2 separate regions of the Homo sapiens genome follow, and region 1 is linked to region 2. The links are chromatin loops, found by intact Hi-C in ENCODE. Cell type or tissue: Caco-2. All regions are shown on one strand. Links, peaks and the distances in the headings refer to the core of each region. The heading gives the core; the rest is flanking DNA.

Region 1 (8,347 bases), core at 318-8,317, 360 kb after region 2:
TTTCTTTATCTAGTCTACCATCGATGGGCATTTGGGTTGATTCTATGCCTTTGCTATTGTGAATAGTGCTGCAATGGACATATGTGTGCATGTGTCTTCATAATAGTATGATTTATATTCCTTGGGATTGCTGGGTCATATAATATTTGTTTTTAGGTCTTTGAGGAATTGCCACACTGCCACAATGGTTGAACTAATTTACACTCCTACTAACAGTGTATAAGCGTTCCTTTTTCTCTGCAACCTCAACAGCATCTGCTGGTTTTTGACTTTTTAATAGTAGCCATTCTGACTGGTGAGATATGGTAGCTCTTTGTTGTTTTGATTTGCATTTCTCTAATGATTAGTGATGTTGAGCTTTTTCTCCATATGCTTGTTGGCCGCATATATGTCATCTTTTGTCTGTTTATGTCCTTGCCCCACTTTCAATGGGTTTTTTTTTGTAAATTTAAGTTCCTTATGGATGCTAGATATTAGACTTCTGTCAAATGCATAGTTGAAAAATTTTTATCCCATTCTGTAGGTTGTCTGTTCACTCTGCTGACATTTTCCTTTGCTGAAGTGCACTAATCTTAAATGAACAGTTAGATTATTTTTACATGTATACACCCAGGTAACCACCATGCAGATCAAGACACAAAACATTTCCAAAACCCCGTAAAACTCAACTGTGTTTCTTTTCAGAACATATTATCACTACAACCTCCATCCCTGCCTATCCAGAGGTAAACCCTACTCTGATTTCTATAAACATTGTTTACTTTTGCTTGTTGTTGAACTTTCTATAAATGGAATCCTATACTACATATTCATTGTGTGTAGTCTTTTATATATCTTTTATATCTGACTTACTTCACTCAAAACAATATGCAGGAGGGGCAACCTGGTTGTAGACTACACTAGAAGTATTCTATTTTTATTTTTTTCCTTTATCACTGATACTATTCCATTGTAGGAATATATCACAACTTGTTTGTTCTTTTGCCTGTTAGTGGACATTTGAATTGTTTCAGTTTGGGGTTATTGTGAATAAAGCTGCAATGATCAGTCTTGTGAAAGTTTTTTGTGGGGACATGCACTTCTCTTGAGTAAATACCTACAACTGAAACTGCTGTGTCATAAGGTAAGTGAATGTTTAACACTAGTAGAGAAAGACAGACAATTTTACAAAGTGGTTGTATCATTTTGTACTCATACCAGCAATTTTGAGAGCTGATCCACATTCTTGCCACCATTTGATATCATTAGTCTTTAAATTTTTTTTTTTTTTTCTTTTTGAGATGGAGTCTCGCTCTGTCACTCAGGCTGGAGTGCAGTGGCGCTATCTCAACTCACTGCAACCTTTGCCTCCTGGGCTCAAGCGATTCTCCTGCCTCAGCCTCCCGAGTAGATGGGATTACAGGCACCCACCACCACGCCTGGCAAATTTTATTTTTAGTAGAGTTGGGGTTTCACCATGTTGGCCAGGCTGGTTTTGAACTCCTGACCTCAAATGATCCGCCCGCCTTGGCCTCCTGAAGTGCTGGAATTACAGGCATGAGCAACCTGCTCCTGATCTAAAATTTTTTAAATTTAATTTTAGCCATTTTGGTGCCTGCATGACATTATTTATTGTGGTTTTAACTTGTATTTAACTAATTATGTTAAATACTTTTTCATGTGTTTATTGAGATAGCCACATTTGTGAAGTGCCGTTGAAATCTTTTATTCATTATTCTTATTGGATGTTTAGTCTTTTTATAATTGATTTGTAATGCTGTGTCAGGTATGTGTATTGTAAATTTTTCCTCCCAGTCTGTGACTTGCCTTTTCATTTTTCTACTGGTGTCTTTGATGAGCAGAAATGTTTAGTTTTGGTAATGTCTAATTTTTCAAGTTTTAATTTCATGATTGGGGCTATTTAAGTTCTGTTTAAGAAATTTTGCCTGCCCCAAAGTCATAAAGATATTCCCCTATACTTTCTTTCAGAATCTTTATAGCTTTTTATTTTACATATAGGTATATGATTAATCTCAAGTAAATTTCTGTGTATGGTACAAGGCAGGAATCAAGGTTCATGTCTTTTTATGTGTGTTATATCTGGTTGCTGCCCCACCATTTATTATAAAGGTCTTCTTTTTCCCATTGAATTGTATTGGTGCCTTTGTAGTAGATCATATGGACTGTATAAGCAGGTCTACCTATTGATATATTTTTCTTTCTTTGTCTAATGCCGTACTCTTTTAATCACTGTGTCCTACTGATTTTGAAAAGCAGAGGCCTCTTCTCAGTCCTTACATCTCATCTTATGCATGGATTTGCATTAGCCAGCAACTCACATTCTTTGTGAGGAAAAACATAGGCATTGAAGTCAGGCAGATTTGTCTTTAAAATATAGCTCCATCACCACATAATGGCTATTTAAGATCAACAGCAAGTATGAGAAAATAATATCCAGAACTTGGAAATAAGGCCAAAGAATGACTGTGTGTCATCCTGGAGCATTGCTTAATAGATCTACCCAATGATTATTTTATTCTCCAAGAGATATACCTTTGTTTGATTTATATGCCATTTATTAGAACTAATACTGTGTAAAAAGTTAACTTGTAGATTTTTGCCCTATAGAGAAGCAAATCATTTTTATCTAGCAGAGAACATAACTCCAAAGGCTATAGTTTATTTTGACCTATAGAACATTAACTTGTATGACATTGTAATTTAGCAAACTTATTTCAGCTTATAACTTTAAACGTATCTTTTGTGACTCGCTATGTATACTGTTTCCCTAATTTTTCTATAAGCCAGCTTTACCATCATGCTTGTTATCTCATTAAAGAGACAGACATTTGAAACCTATTCATTCTATAATTATACGACAGTCATATCTTTAAATTTTGAAAATTATACTTTGACCATAAGTGAGGAGGTAAATGTTATTTCAAGAAGTTATGTGAACTGCGTGACTGGTGATGTCATTATCCAAGAAAGAGAATATATAAGAAGAATTTTCTTTTTTTCTTTTTGATACAAATTCTCACTCTGTCATCTAGGCTGGAGGGCAGTGGCATGATCATAGCTCACTGCAACTTCCACCTCCCGGGCTCAAGTGATTCTCCCACCTCAGCCTCCCGAGTAGCTGGGACTACAGGCCTGTGCCACCATGCCCAGCTAATTTTTGTATTTTTTTGTAGAGACAACGTTTTGTTTGCCCTGTTGCCCAGGCTGGTCTCAAACTCCTGAGCTCAAGCAATCCACCCACTTCAGCCTCCCAAAATTCTGGGATTATAGATGTGCGCCACCGCACCAGGACATAAGAAGCATTCTTAAGGACGGTAATGATTTTTGTTTTGGTATATTATGCTCTGAGGTGGAAATGAATGACTCACATATGAAAATCTAGGTTTGAAGAGTGTGAATAGAGGGCTAGAGGTAAAAAAAAAAAAGAAATTTTGGAGTCATCAGCATGTAGGTGAAATTTAGCAGGTGAGGGTGCCTTGGGATAACAGGAAAGTATTAAAGATATAATTGAGAATAAAAAAATTTAGGGAATGGATTTTAAAAAGCCATAGAAGGAAATTAGAAAGGAGTAGTGAAAAGCAGCCATGAGAGAAATTTTAAGGAGTGAGTGGCTAAGTGTAGATGTGACCCAGGAGACAACTAGGATGGGAATTAGAAAGAAGCAATTGAACTTAGCAATTAACAAGCTTTTGGTAACCTAGTAAAAGCATTTTCAATAGAGAGGTGAGGATGAATATCAAACTTGCTGTGGGTTGGGAGAAAATGAAATATGAAGAAATGGATGCTATAAATACAGATTAATGTTTTAGGAAGTTTGAATCTAAAACCTAAATCAGATCATAATAAGTCACTGCTTAAAACAACTGGTTGATGGATTTCCATTATACTTGGAATAAAATTTACCCCCTCATCATAGTCTTTTCAGCTCCATATGACGACGTCTCTGCTTATCAATCTGACTTCTTGTGCCAGTTTGCCACTCTCATTATGCTGCAAACTTACTCAGTTTTCTCTTTTCCTCAAATATACCAACAATTTTCCTATATTTTAGGGACTTTGCCTTTGCCATTTCCTCCTCTTGATAGACTCTCCCTCCAGATCTTTGCAAGGCTGGAAGGATAGCTATGAAGGTATGCCGCTCAGATTTCCCTTCAAGAGAACCTGCTGTGAGGAGCAGAGTTAGCACTCTCTAGTGGCCGTGACTTGTGACCCACATCAGCATTCATACTGAGGCTAACTGCATCCAGCCAACGACTGAGCAGTATCGATGGGATGGTCAGTAGGGACACCACAGCTGGGCCATTCTTGCCCAAGGCAGGACTCCTCTGATAGGCAGTTTCTACTTTGGGGCTCCCATTGGCCTGAGACTTTCTCACAACTGTGCTGCACTCTTGAAAATCTTCCTATCCAATCCTCTTTCTTTCCTGCTCTCCTTTCCCAGGTGCCAGAACTGCATTGTGGTTTGAAGACTCTCCTGCCTTCTCTTGCTTGTATCCTTCACAGGTGTTTTCTGATCTATTTTAAAACTAATCCTGTCTTGTCATCTAGACCTTGGAGGACCTGAACTGACATAGCTGGCAATCACTTAATATCTCAGCTCAAATGTCACTTTCTCAGAGATTGCAAATCTATAGTACTCAATCCCTGGTCACCTCCTATCTAATTCCCCTTAGTTTCTTTATAATGGCAAAAACCACAATTACTTTTGCACCAACTCAAAAACAGACTTAAAGGATATTACAACTAGATAAAATGTCTTGTCCCAGATTAGATATTGGTTTGGACAAAACTACTATAAAAGGTATGATGGAGACAATTGAGGAAATTTGAATATGAATTAGGAATTAGATGACATAACATTATTTATCATTGTATCCCAATTTTAAAATATTTTTGTATATTATTTTAAAGTAAATTACAGAGATTTTGAACATTTCACCTCTAAACACAGTTTGCATTTCTAAAAAAAGAGAACATTTTCATACATGGGCAAAGTATTCTTATAATGCCTGAAAAAAATTAATAATATTTTCTTTATATCCCCGAATTCCTAATTCATATTCAAATTTCCTCAGTTGTCTCCATGATGCCTTTTACAGCAGCTTTGTCCAGAGTAGTATCTAATCTGGGACAAGACATTTTATCTGGCTGTAATATCCTTTCAATCTTTTTCAATCTAATTTACTGCCTTTTTTCTTGCACTGGCTTACTGAAGAGAATGGCCAGTTCCTAAGGAATGTTTTACTTTCTGGATTCATCTGATTGTTTCCTCACAATGTACCTTAAAAATTTTTTTTAAAATGGTTCCTCTGTCTCCTGTATTTTCATAATCTCAGACTGAGACTCTATGCCCATTAAACAATAACTCTCCATTCTCCCCTTCTTCCAATCCCTGATAATCACCATTCTACCTTCTATCTCTATGAATTTCCCTATTCTAGGTACCTCAATTAAGCAGAATCATATTTGTCCTTTTGTATCTGGCTTATTTCATTTAACGATGTTTTCAAAGTTCACACATGTTGTAGTATATATCAGGATTTCATTACTTTTTAAGGCTGAATAATATTCCACTGTATTTACAGACTATATTTGATTTATCCAATGGACATTTGGGTTGTTTCTATCTTTTGGCTATTACGAATAATGCTGCTACAAATATGGGTAAACAGCTATCTGTTCTAGCCTCTATTTTCATTTCTCTTGGGTATATACCCAGAAGTGGAATTGTTGAATCACATGAATCACGTGTATTTTTTGAGGAGCTGCCATACTGTTTTCCACAGCATCTCTACCATTTTACATTCCCACCTGCAATGTATAGAGTTCCAATTTCTTCACATCCTTGCCAATATCTGCTATTTTCAGATGTTGGATATGAAGTGGTATCTCATCATGATTTTTATTTACATTTCCCTAGTGGTTAGTGATGTTGAATATCTTATCATGTTCATATTGTTCATTCCTATGTCTTCTTGGAAAAACGTCTATTCGAGTCCTTTGCCTATTTTTGAATTGTTTGTTTTTCTGTTGTTCAGTTATAGGAGTTCCTTATATATTCAGAATATCAGTCCTTTTTCAGATATATGATTTGCAAATATTTTCTCCCATTCTCCCACGTGGGTTTCTTTTTCACTCTCTTCATAGTATCTTTTGATGCCCAAAAGTTTTTAGCTTTGGTGAGGCCCAATTTATTTATTTTCTGGTTTGTTGGTGTAGTCCAATTTATTTATTTTCTGTTTTGTTGGTGAAGCCCAATTTATTATTTTCTGTTTTGCCGTTTCGGTACTTTCCACTGAAGATCCTTCCTGATCCCTTTCTCCAGTTGCCATTGTTCTCTCCAGAGTTAACCACTGGTTAAATAGCTTGGTGTGTATTTTATTTATATAAAGATATTTTATTTATATAAAAATGTGCACTTGGGCCAGGTACGGTGGCTCACGCCTATAGTCCCAGCACTTTGGGAGGCCAATGCAGGTGGATCACCCGAGGTTGGAGTTCGAGACCAGCCTGACCAACGTGGTGAAACCCCATCTCTACTAAAAATACAAAAATCAGCCAGGATTGGTGGCACGGGCTTGTACTCTCAGCTACTTGGAAGGCTGAGGCAGGAGAATCGCTTGAACCTGGGAGGCAGAGGTTGCAGTGAACTGAGATTGCACCGCTGGACTCGAGCCTGAGTGACAAAACAAGATTCTGTCTCAAAAAAAAAAAAAAGTACATTTGTGTACTCAGATCTATCATTATTTTATGGCTTCTAATGTTGGTAATTATGCTGAGGAAGTCTTTCTGAATTCTAAAATTATTAAACTAAGTATATGTTCTTTTAACTTTTTTTATAGTTAAACTTTCAACTTGTTTTGATTGTATTTTGATACAAAATCTGAAATGTGGATCTAACTTTATTTTCCCAATGGACTGTAGAATACATTTTGTCCAGATGAATTTTTCCTTCTATTCTGCATTTTTATCAAAGTACTTCATAGATGTGGTTTACTAAATATAGTTCATAAGGGTAAAAGTCGCCTGTCCCATTCTTTTCCATTTTCTGTTTCAACTGTGAAAGCAGTTGTGGGGACAAAATAAAGAATTTAGAAAATTTGCCTGTCATATACCATTTCTGAGTTCCTGAAGATATACTCCAGCAAAGTAAGAGTGAAACATAACAGGATGAAGATGTGAAATATGAGAAACAGTGAGTTTAACCAAGGAATCCAACTGTTGTTTTACAGATCTAAAAAGCAATTGGGCAATTGGTCTCAGTTGGAATAGGTAATCAGTGTCTCATTTCCCATTTCCCAGAGGTAATACATTTTAAGTACTCCAACAGTCTCATCTTTTTAAGAAAATAGACCATTTTTTAGAGCAGTTTTAGGTTCACAGCAAAATTGAGCAGAAATTTCAGAGCTCACGTATCCTCTGCCCCTATACTTGTGCAACCTCTCCCCTACTATCAACATCTTGCATGAGAGAGGTATATTTATGACAACTGATGAACCTACATTTGAGAGACAGGACTAGTTGGATTTCCTAGGCTGACTAAGAATTCCTAAGCCTAGCTGGGGAAGTGACTGCACCTACCTTTAAACACAGGGCTTGTAACTCAGCTCACTAAAATACCAATTAGGCTAAAAGCAGGAGGTAAAGAAATAGTCAATCATCTATCACCTGAGAGCACAGGGGGAGGGACAATGATCAGGATAAAAACCCAGGCGTTCCAGCCAGCAGTGGCAACTCCCTTTGGGTGCCCTCCTGTTGTATGGGAGCTCTGTTTTCACTCTATTAAATCTTGCAACTGCACACTCTTCTGGTCCCTGTTTGTTCTGGCTCGAGCTGAGCTTTCGCTCACTGTCCACCACTGCTGATCGCTGTCATTGCAGACACTGCTGCTGACTTCCACCCTCCAGATCCAGCAGGGTGTCCACTGCACTTCTGATCCAGTGAGGCACCCATTGCCACTCCTGATGGGGCTAAAGGCTCACCATTGTTCCTGTGCAGCTAAGTGCCCAGGTTCGTCCTAATCAAGCTGAACACTAGTCGCTGGGTTCCACAGTTCTCTTCCATGACCCACAGCTTCTAATAGAGCTATTACACTCACTGCATGGCCCAAGGTTCCATTCCTTGGAATCTGTGAGGCCAAGAACTCCAGGTCAGAGAGCAAAAGGCTTGCCACCATCTTGGGAGTGGCCCGCCACCATCTTGGGAACTCTTAAGAACAAAGACCTGCCAGTAACACATTGATGTGTTATCACATTATTATCATCTGAAGTAAAGAGCTCACATTAAGATTCACTTTTGGTGTTGTACATTCCATGGGTATTAACAAATATATCATTAAATCTGTCCA
Region 2 (8,347 bases), core at 183-8,182:
AAATATAAACATTTTAAAAATATATAAGTACAATACTGTCCTGCTGTGTGCACAGGCTGTGCCAATCAAAACCTATATAAATAAGACAACAAAACCATGGAAAAACTCTGCTGTAGACCATGCAAAAATGCTAAATCTACTTATATTCCTAGTGTAAAAGACACGGAAATCTTCATACATTGTTATAAGAAACAAAGTTTTCTACATTTCTATGATTTGAAATGGTATGCCTCTCACACAATCTACAAAGAAAGAACATTGGGCACTTGTTTTTGCTTCTTAATCTTTCATCAGCAGCCCTCCAGCTGACTATTTCCTTCTTGAAACACCATGTCCTGTCGTCTTGGCTTATGTGATACTCATGTGCCACCTGCTTTCCTAGTTTTCCTCCTCCTTTACTTCTCAAGCTTCTCTGCTGGTTCTCCTTCCTCTGATCTCTAAATGGTGGAAGCTCAGGACTCAGCACCATATCCTTCCTGTTTCCAGATATGCCCCTTAGGCCCCACGTGTTCAAACACCTCCCCATGTGTCAACATCTTCCAGACCTGCATCTGCAGCCCTGACCACCCCACAACACACAGTCGCATGCTGCCCTGCCTATGTGACCACCCTCCCCTGGGATGTCAGTAGTATCTCAGAAGAACACGCCCAAAACAGAACTCTTAATTTCTCCTTGAGCTTCTGCATCTTAGTAAACAACCCTACAAATTATCCAGCTGCTCAAACTTAAATTCAAGGAGTTATCCTTGATTCCTGTCTTTCCCTCAGCCTCTACTTCTAGCCCAATGAATTTTTCTTCCAAATATCAATGTATACCCACTTCTCGCCATCTTTATTTCCACCACCTTGTCTGAGCCACCATCAGCTTTGACATGGAGAGTAGAGGGAAATAAACAGCCTCCTAGCCATCCTTCCTGCTCCTATGCTGCCCCACCAGCTTCTTGAATCCATTTTCCTTGCACTAGACTTAAATGAGCTGCTTTAAAAGACAATCTGGTGACATTGTTCTCTGGCTTACGATTTTCTAATGGCATCCTATTTGCACTTAGAATGAAATCTTTTATTTATTATTATACTTTAAGTTCAAGGGTACATGTGCACAACGTGCAGGTTTGACACATAGGTATACATGTACTATGTTGGTTTGCTGCACCCATCAACTCGTCATTTACATTAGGTATTTCTCCTAATGTTATCTCTCCCCTAGCCCCCCACCCCCCAATAGGCCCCAGTGTATGATGTTCCCTGCCCTGTGTCCAAGTGTTTTCATTGTTCAATTCCCACCTATAAGTGAGAAAATGCAGTGCTTGGTTTTCCATCCTTGTGTTAGTTTGCTGAGAATGATGGTTTCCAGCTTCATCCATGTCCCTGCAAAGGACATGAACTCATCCTTTTTATGGCTGCATAGTATTCCATGGTGTATATGTGCCACATTTTCCTAATCCAGTCTATCATTGATGGACATTTGGGTTGGTTCCAAGTTTTTGCTACTGTCAACAGTGCCGCAATAAAAATACGTGTGCATGTGTCTTTATAGCAGCATGATTTATAATCCTTTGGGTATATACCCAGTAATGGGATGGCTGGGTCAAATGGTATTTCTAGTTCTAGATCCTTGAGGAATCGCCACACTGTCTTCCATAATGGTTGAACTCATTTACACTCCTACCAGCAGTGTAAAAGCGTTCCTATTTCTCCACATCCTCTCCAGCATCTGTTGTTTCCTGACTTTTTAATGATCGCCATTCTAACTGGAGTGAGATGGTATCTCATTGTGGTTTTGATTTGCATTTCTCTGATGACCAGGGATGACGGCATTTTTTCAGGTGTCTGTTGGCTGCATAAATGTCTTCTTTTGAGAAATGTCTGCTCATATCCTTTGACCACTTTTTGATGGGGTTGTTTTTCTCTTGTAAATTTGTTTGAGTTCTTTGTAGATTCTGGATATTAGCCCTTTGTCAGATGGATAGATTGCAAAAATTTTCTCCCATTCTGTAGGTTGCCTGTTCACTCTGATGGTAGTCTGTTTTGCCTTGCAGAAGCTCTTTAGTTTAATTAGATCCCATTTGTCAATTTTGGCTTTTGTTGCCATTGCTTTTGGTGTTTTAGACATGAAGTCCTTGCCCACGCCTATGTCCTGAATGGTATTGCCTAGGTTTTCTCCTAGGGTTTTTATGGTTTTAGGTCTAACATTTAAGTCTTTAATCCATCTTGAATTAATTTTTGTCTAAGGTGTAAGGAAGGGATCCAGTTTCGGCTTTCTACATATGGCTAGCCAGTTTTCCCAACACCATTTATTAAATAGGGAATCCTTTCCCCATTGCTTGTTTTTGTCAGGTTTGTTGTAGATGTGTGGTGTTATTTTTGAGGCCTCTGTTCTGTTCCATTGGTCTATATATCTGTTTTGGTACCAGTACCACGCTGTTTTGGTTACTGTAGCCTTGTAGTACAGTTTGAAGTCAGGTAGCATGATGCCTCCAGCTTTGTTATTTTTGCTTAGGATTGTCTTGACAATGTGGGCTCTTTTTTGGTTCCATATGAAGTTTAAAGTAGTTTTTTCCAATTCCTTGAAGAAAGTCATTGGTAGCTTGATGGGGATGGCATTTAATTTATAAATTACCTTAGGCAGTATGGCCATTTTCACTATATTGATTCTTCCTATCCATGAGCATGGAATGTTCTTCCATTTGTTTGTGTCCTCTTTTATTTCATTGAGCAATGGACATCTTTAACCTGGCTTAGGAGGTTCCATGTGATCGAACATCTATTGGGCCCTCTGGTCTATCCTGTGCTGTTATCCCCTTAACTCCAGGCCCCGACCACATGAACCCCTCCATGCCTGAAACATGCCAGCTTATGCCTCTGCAGAAGCTATTGTTCCTTCTGCCCAAATGCTCACCCTTCTAACCTCTTTCTCCTAATGCATCTTTCAGCTGAAATATCACATCCTCACCAACAGCACTCGCAATTGTGTCTCCCAATTTTACAAGCAGAGCCCTTACTGTTATCAGATCAATTTATTTTTAGTTGTTTATTGCTCAGCTCTGCTTAATAAAATGAAAACTCTGTAAGAACGGAGATGAGGTCTATCTAGTTCCTCAGTATATTCTCAGTACCTAGAACAGTGTGTGACACACAGAAAGCACTCAACAAATACTTGTTGAATTAATGAATTTTATCAGAATCATTCACTTCATTTCTAACAAGCCCTCAAGGTTCCCTGAGGACAGATGTATGCCTTATACATTTTTATGTACTTAATCTGGCTCAAAAGCTGCTGTACACATACAAGATAATTAATAAATATTGATTGGCTGTGAATAAAGAAATATACTTGGGCAATGAGAAAACACACTACCATACTCAGTCTATCAAAAATTATATTTAAAGTCATGGGGAACATAAATCTACCTGAATCTCTCCCAAGAGTCCTCCAGTCCGCTCCAGCACCAGTGATAAAATCATTGTGGAATTGGGATTAGCAATAGAAATTTTGCTTTGATTGAGAAACCTTATAACTCCAAAGGGAGAGTCACTCTTAGCTATTATGATTCTGCTCACTAGGTGGCGCCCAAGGACCGCTCCTCCAGTAGCTCCAGTGAGTAGAATTTCAATGGGCTCCTCAAATTCACTGCATGGCAAGAAGGAGCAATTCTGTGAGTCTAAACATATTAAAGTGCTTGTAAAATCCCAATAACCAGTCATTTTCCAAATTGGTCATACATATTCAAGGCACAGTAGTCACACATCAAGTGGTAAGAAGTGGGTGCTTAGCTAAAAGAATGAATGATTAACATCAATATTACATGACCTAGGGCAGTTGTAGGGACTTTCTTGCCCTCTTTTTAATTGCTTAATGCATAAAGAAAGTGAATTAAAGAATGTTTCCACATTCTGATTAGATTATTTAAGTCTAGAGAAACAGAAAATATTATTTCCTTTATTTGAAATGAAGTGACATATGCAACCACATCGTCTCCTAGCCCCTCTTTCCCTACCCCTAGTACCCCAAAAGTATTTCACCTGTTGTTTTCCAATGGACACATATTATCTAAAGTTCTATTGTCAGTGCAAAACATATGTAAGAGTTTGAACACAATACTTATGTCTTATATGTGCCCACATTATTTTCTATATACCAACCTTTCATTGTCATCAATGATGGAGATATTTATAAAACTTAAGTTTTGCCCATGCTGAAAGGTGACTGTACTGCCATGCAAAATGTAATCAACACCTCCGGGACTGGCAGAGGAGCTCTGAGAGATGAAATCAGCTGTCACATAGCCATAAGTTCCATGTAGCCTCACCACTGGGATCATGATCAGCCCAACATCTTCCTCCACTGTAATGGGAACTTGGAATTAATTGGTAAGCCAGACAGAGCAACTAACTTATAAGATTCAGCCAAATTAAACCTGGCAATTAAACATAATGGCACAAAGTAAGCACTCTATGTTTTCATAGTTCTTTTATCATTTTAAAGGGGGATTAGTGAAAACCTCATGACATTTTTTAGGAGGAACATAGTTTATCAGATGTTGAAAGTTACAGAGAACAGTACAATTAGCATTTAAACAATGTATTTAATCAGTAGCATTGGCATTCTCCCTGTGTACTACATAAAAACAAATGATCCTTGCTTTCTAAGACAATGTTAGATGGATACAAAAAAACATTTAAGTTGTTTGTGCTCATAGGAAACCACTCTGGATTGCTTCCACACATTCAATTGAAATATAAATATGGTAATATAAATAAATGAGGTTTATGATATGTATATCATATGAATTTTTAAAAGTCCAGATACAAGTACAATTTGATTACATTTTCAGTTCCTATGAAATCTACTTGTGAATCTGAAAATGTGTCTTCAATGTTTGATTTCAACTTAAACATTATTTTCAAAAATATATTTCTTAAGCTATGCTAAATTCTGCATATTAAAATATAATTTAATAGGGCTCACATTAGCTATGGCTAAATAATACTCAATGTATATTATAAATATAAATATACACTGACCAAAATTCCCAAAGATAATGAATCTAACAGAAAACAATGAACTGAAAAAATTCCAAGTCTCATTTATTTCTTAATGCAAAAATGTAATATGATTTTTTCCAGGTACAGATTGAAGTTCACAAAATAGTGATGTATTCCACAACTTACCCATAAACTCATTATAAACCAACTCCTAAAGCAATTTTTTATGAACTTTAAAAATGGCTAGATAACCAAAGAATTTTGATAGAGGCAATGAAGCCAATCAGGTTAAATGCAGCAGTAAGATATTTATTTTTAAAGTCATATTCATATTCTGCCTTTGAATAAAATCATTTCCTAGAAAGGCAGCCATCTCTTCCTACCTGGGAAGGAATATAACCATATATTCTGTATTCTGCTTCTACAAGAGGAAAGAATTGGCAATATTAGGCAAGCTGCTACTGGGGACTGTTTCGAGAAAGCAAGATCAAGGATCCAGATACTACCTGCATCTCTAGGCCAGTAAAATATTCATTTCAAAGATGATTATTCATTAGGAAGTGAATATTCACTGATTTCTAGTCACATAGGAAATTAAATATGCACAAATTACAAAGGCTTTCATTAAAATGTTTGAAACAGAAACATTTTAATAATCCTAATGTTAAACATAGTTTTTCTAGACAGGCTTGTTCCTAACATTGCCATTCACAGTAAGGTTCAAGACTACCCAAAGATAACTGAAAATGTATTTCAAATAAGTAAATAAATATAAAAGTGTATATGTGTAAACACAAACACACACACCCACACCAAACTAAAACAATTTACACACGGAAATTCAAACTAATGTAATTTGGAAAGTGGTAGTAAACTTACTTACAAGCTAGCTGACTGAACCTACCTTCGAAGGCAGTATACTTTGGGTCAAATTCAATGATGCCTTCTGCGTTATCATTTTTCATTATTATGATGCGAACAATGGAGATGTTTCCTATTTCAGGAGGTTGATCTATCTGAAGTCCATTTTCTTGAATGGTAAAATCATACCCTCTTCCAAAGTCATACAAATCAAAATAAAATAAAATACAACAACAACAAAAAATACATAATTGCATAGCATGAATTAAAAGATCCTCTTAGCTCCTACAACTTAGTTCTATAAAGTACTGCAATACTTTTAAAGATCCTCAACGCTAAAATATTCTCTTTTTCCTGAAATGATGTTTTGAAACAGATTTCTGTGTTGCTCCCAATGAGTGGTGCCTGTACGAAGCCAAAACTAATATAAAGTTACTAAACTTGGGCAATGGGAAGATAATAAACTGTGAGGAAATCAGAAAGATGCTGTCATAAAATGAACCTTTGGGAATCACGGCTGAATACATACATATACAGTAATAGACCTAGTGCACTCAGAGATAGGTAAGTAAGCAGGCGGCCTTGAGATTTACAGTGTTAGGTTAAGATGATTTATTCAAAGAAATAGTGAGTGTCATGACACTAATTAAATTTCAAACTAAATCATCAAGATTCAAAAGAAATATCTCTCAATACCAACCTGGGCAACATAGTGAGTGAGACCTTGTCTCTACTAAAAACTAATTTTAAAAAATTAGCCAGACATGATGGCACATGCCTGCAGTCATAGCTATTTAGAAGTATGAGGTGAGAGGATCCCTTTAGTCCAGGCATTCAAAGTTGCAGTGAGCTATGATTGTGCCACTGCACTCTGTCCTGGGTGACACAGCAAGACTTTGGAAAGAAAGAAAAAGGGAAAGAAAGAAAAAGAAAGAAAGAAAAATAAAAAAGAAAGAAAAGTATTTCAATTTCTACAGAAACCAATCATAATCAATTCCTCTATCCTTAATATAGATGGTAGTTTACTTCTGTAATGATACTTCTGCAAAAGAAGTCTTTTTTTAGATTAATATTATTCCCATCAAACAAAGCTTCAACTTCCAAGGCTTTAAAATATGACTTTAATTCCTCATGCTAAAAAATGCCGATAAACCATTTTAGTCCTTCCTTCAATTCCCAAATTCTATTCTGGTATTTATACCCTACCTAGAGTTGAAAGGTTGAAAGTTGGCGAATTATATAAAAGGCAAAATTAGAAAATTGAGATTTAGAATATTAAATGATAAGAGTAACTGTTACCAGTAGTCTGAGATGGGCTGTAGATTAGCTAATTGTACTACTTACCTTTTGAGATCAAAGAAAACCTAGAAATTTATCTGGAAGGAAAAACTTGTTTCCCCAGAATTAAACTTACATAGAAACTGCTTTTTAAAAAAACAGTAGCAAAGAAGACAAAATCCTCAAGCTCTAGCTGGTCAGTAACACAAATATGATCTCACACTAAACGACTACTTTTACCAAATTGCATTTATTTAATTAAAATAGTCAGTGATCAGCTCAAACTTTTTACTATATTTACTAGGAGTACAAATTCACTCTCATTGCCAGGCATAGAAGCATTTTTGGGAAATCTAAAATTTGAAGGGTATGTGAGCCCACAATATTTTTTTCCCAGATGGGATGATATACACTTAAGTCACTGAGTAACATATTTTAGTTTAAAAAGTTTTTAAAGCATGATATTCACATTACAAAGGCAAAAATATTTTCATGCACAAGAAAAATGTCTTTATGATTCTTCTAAATGCAGGCATTACTCTAGTTGAAGGGCCCACCTATCTGCTATCTGGGCAGAGATGCTGGTAGGTCTCTCTCAACCTGTGAGCTGCAGAACCTGTGAGTACTTAAACATGCTAAAGATGTTTTTCCACCTCATCAAATCTGCCTCACTAAATCAGGGAATGAAAGAGACTCATTAAGGTTAATTCATTATCTTCCTTGAAAACATGGTGCACATTAATGGCCAACTAGCTTTCACTCAAATTTTTCCCCACTTTAAAACTATGGGGCAAGCATCTATGTCATTCACCCACAGAGAAGACGATACAGACTTCAGATGCACCAATGAAAGAAATCCCTCCCTTCAGCCCTTTCACAAGTATGGAAATCAAAAGAAGCAAATTCAGCCACACCAGCTGACCTCTGATTTAGAGAGCTGTTAGGCTGTGTCTTCACCAATTAGAAGCCGTTATCATATTCAACTTCCTGGCTACCCAGAGTGAGTCCACACAATAGAAACACATACTTTCAATTTTCAGAGGGAAGTTATATTTAACAAAATTAAAAAAAAAAACTCAGTCATTGTCATAATTTCCCTTGTATGTCCTGTTCTAATGTCACACAAATCTGAGAAAGAGTAGGGAAAGAACTGCTTTAGAGCTCAGTATTAATCTCTACACAATAGAACTTTCTCTCTTTCTCTCTGCTCTTTGCTTTCTTT

The links. A loop is a pair of places that touch in the nucleus more often than their neighbours do. Peaks named below come from ENCODE experiments on the same cell type or tissue, not always from the same donor. Only the 100,000 strongest peaks of a DNase experiment are listed, where the experiment ranks them.
Region 1: it touches region 2 in a loop (14-fold over the local background); 53 of 110 quality-filtered maps call a loop at or near these places.

Annotation. Positions count from the first base shown.
Region 1 is chr5:90,417,212-90,425,558 of GRCh38, reverse strand. No RefSeq gene overlaps it. Among named protein-coding and RNA genes, the nearest start is that of CETN3, 12 kb to the right of the region's middle. In Caco-2, for the core only: a CTCF peak has its summit at 4,212 (motif pointing left); a DNase peak (open chromatin) is centred at 4,218.
Region 2 is chr5:90,779,122-90,787,468 of GRCh38, reverse strand. ADGRV1 (adhesion G protein-coupled receptor V1) reads right to left here. Exons shown (of 90, transcript NM_032119.4): 65 at 5,891-6,039; 66 at 4,144-4,345; 67 at 3,412-3,631. Among named protein-coding and RNA genes, the nearest start is that of ADGRV1, 220 kb to the right of the region's middle. In Caco-2, for the core only: a CTCF peak has its summit at 3,567 (motif pointing right); a DNase peak (open chromatin) is centred at 3,588.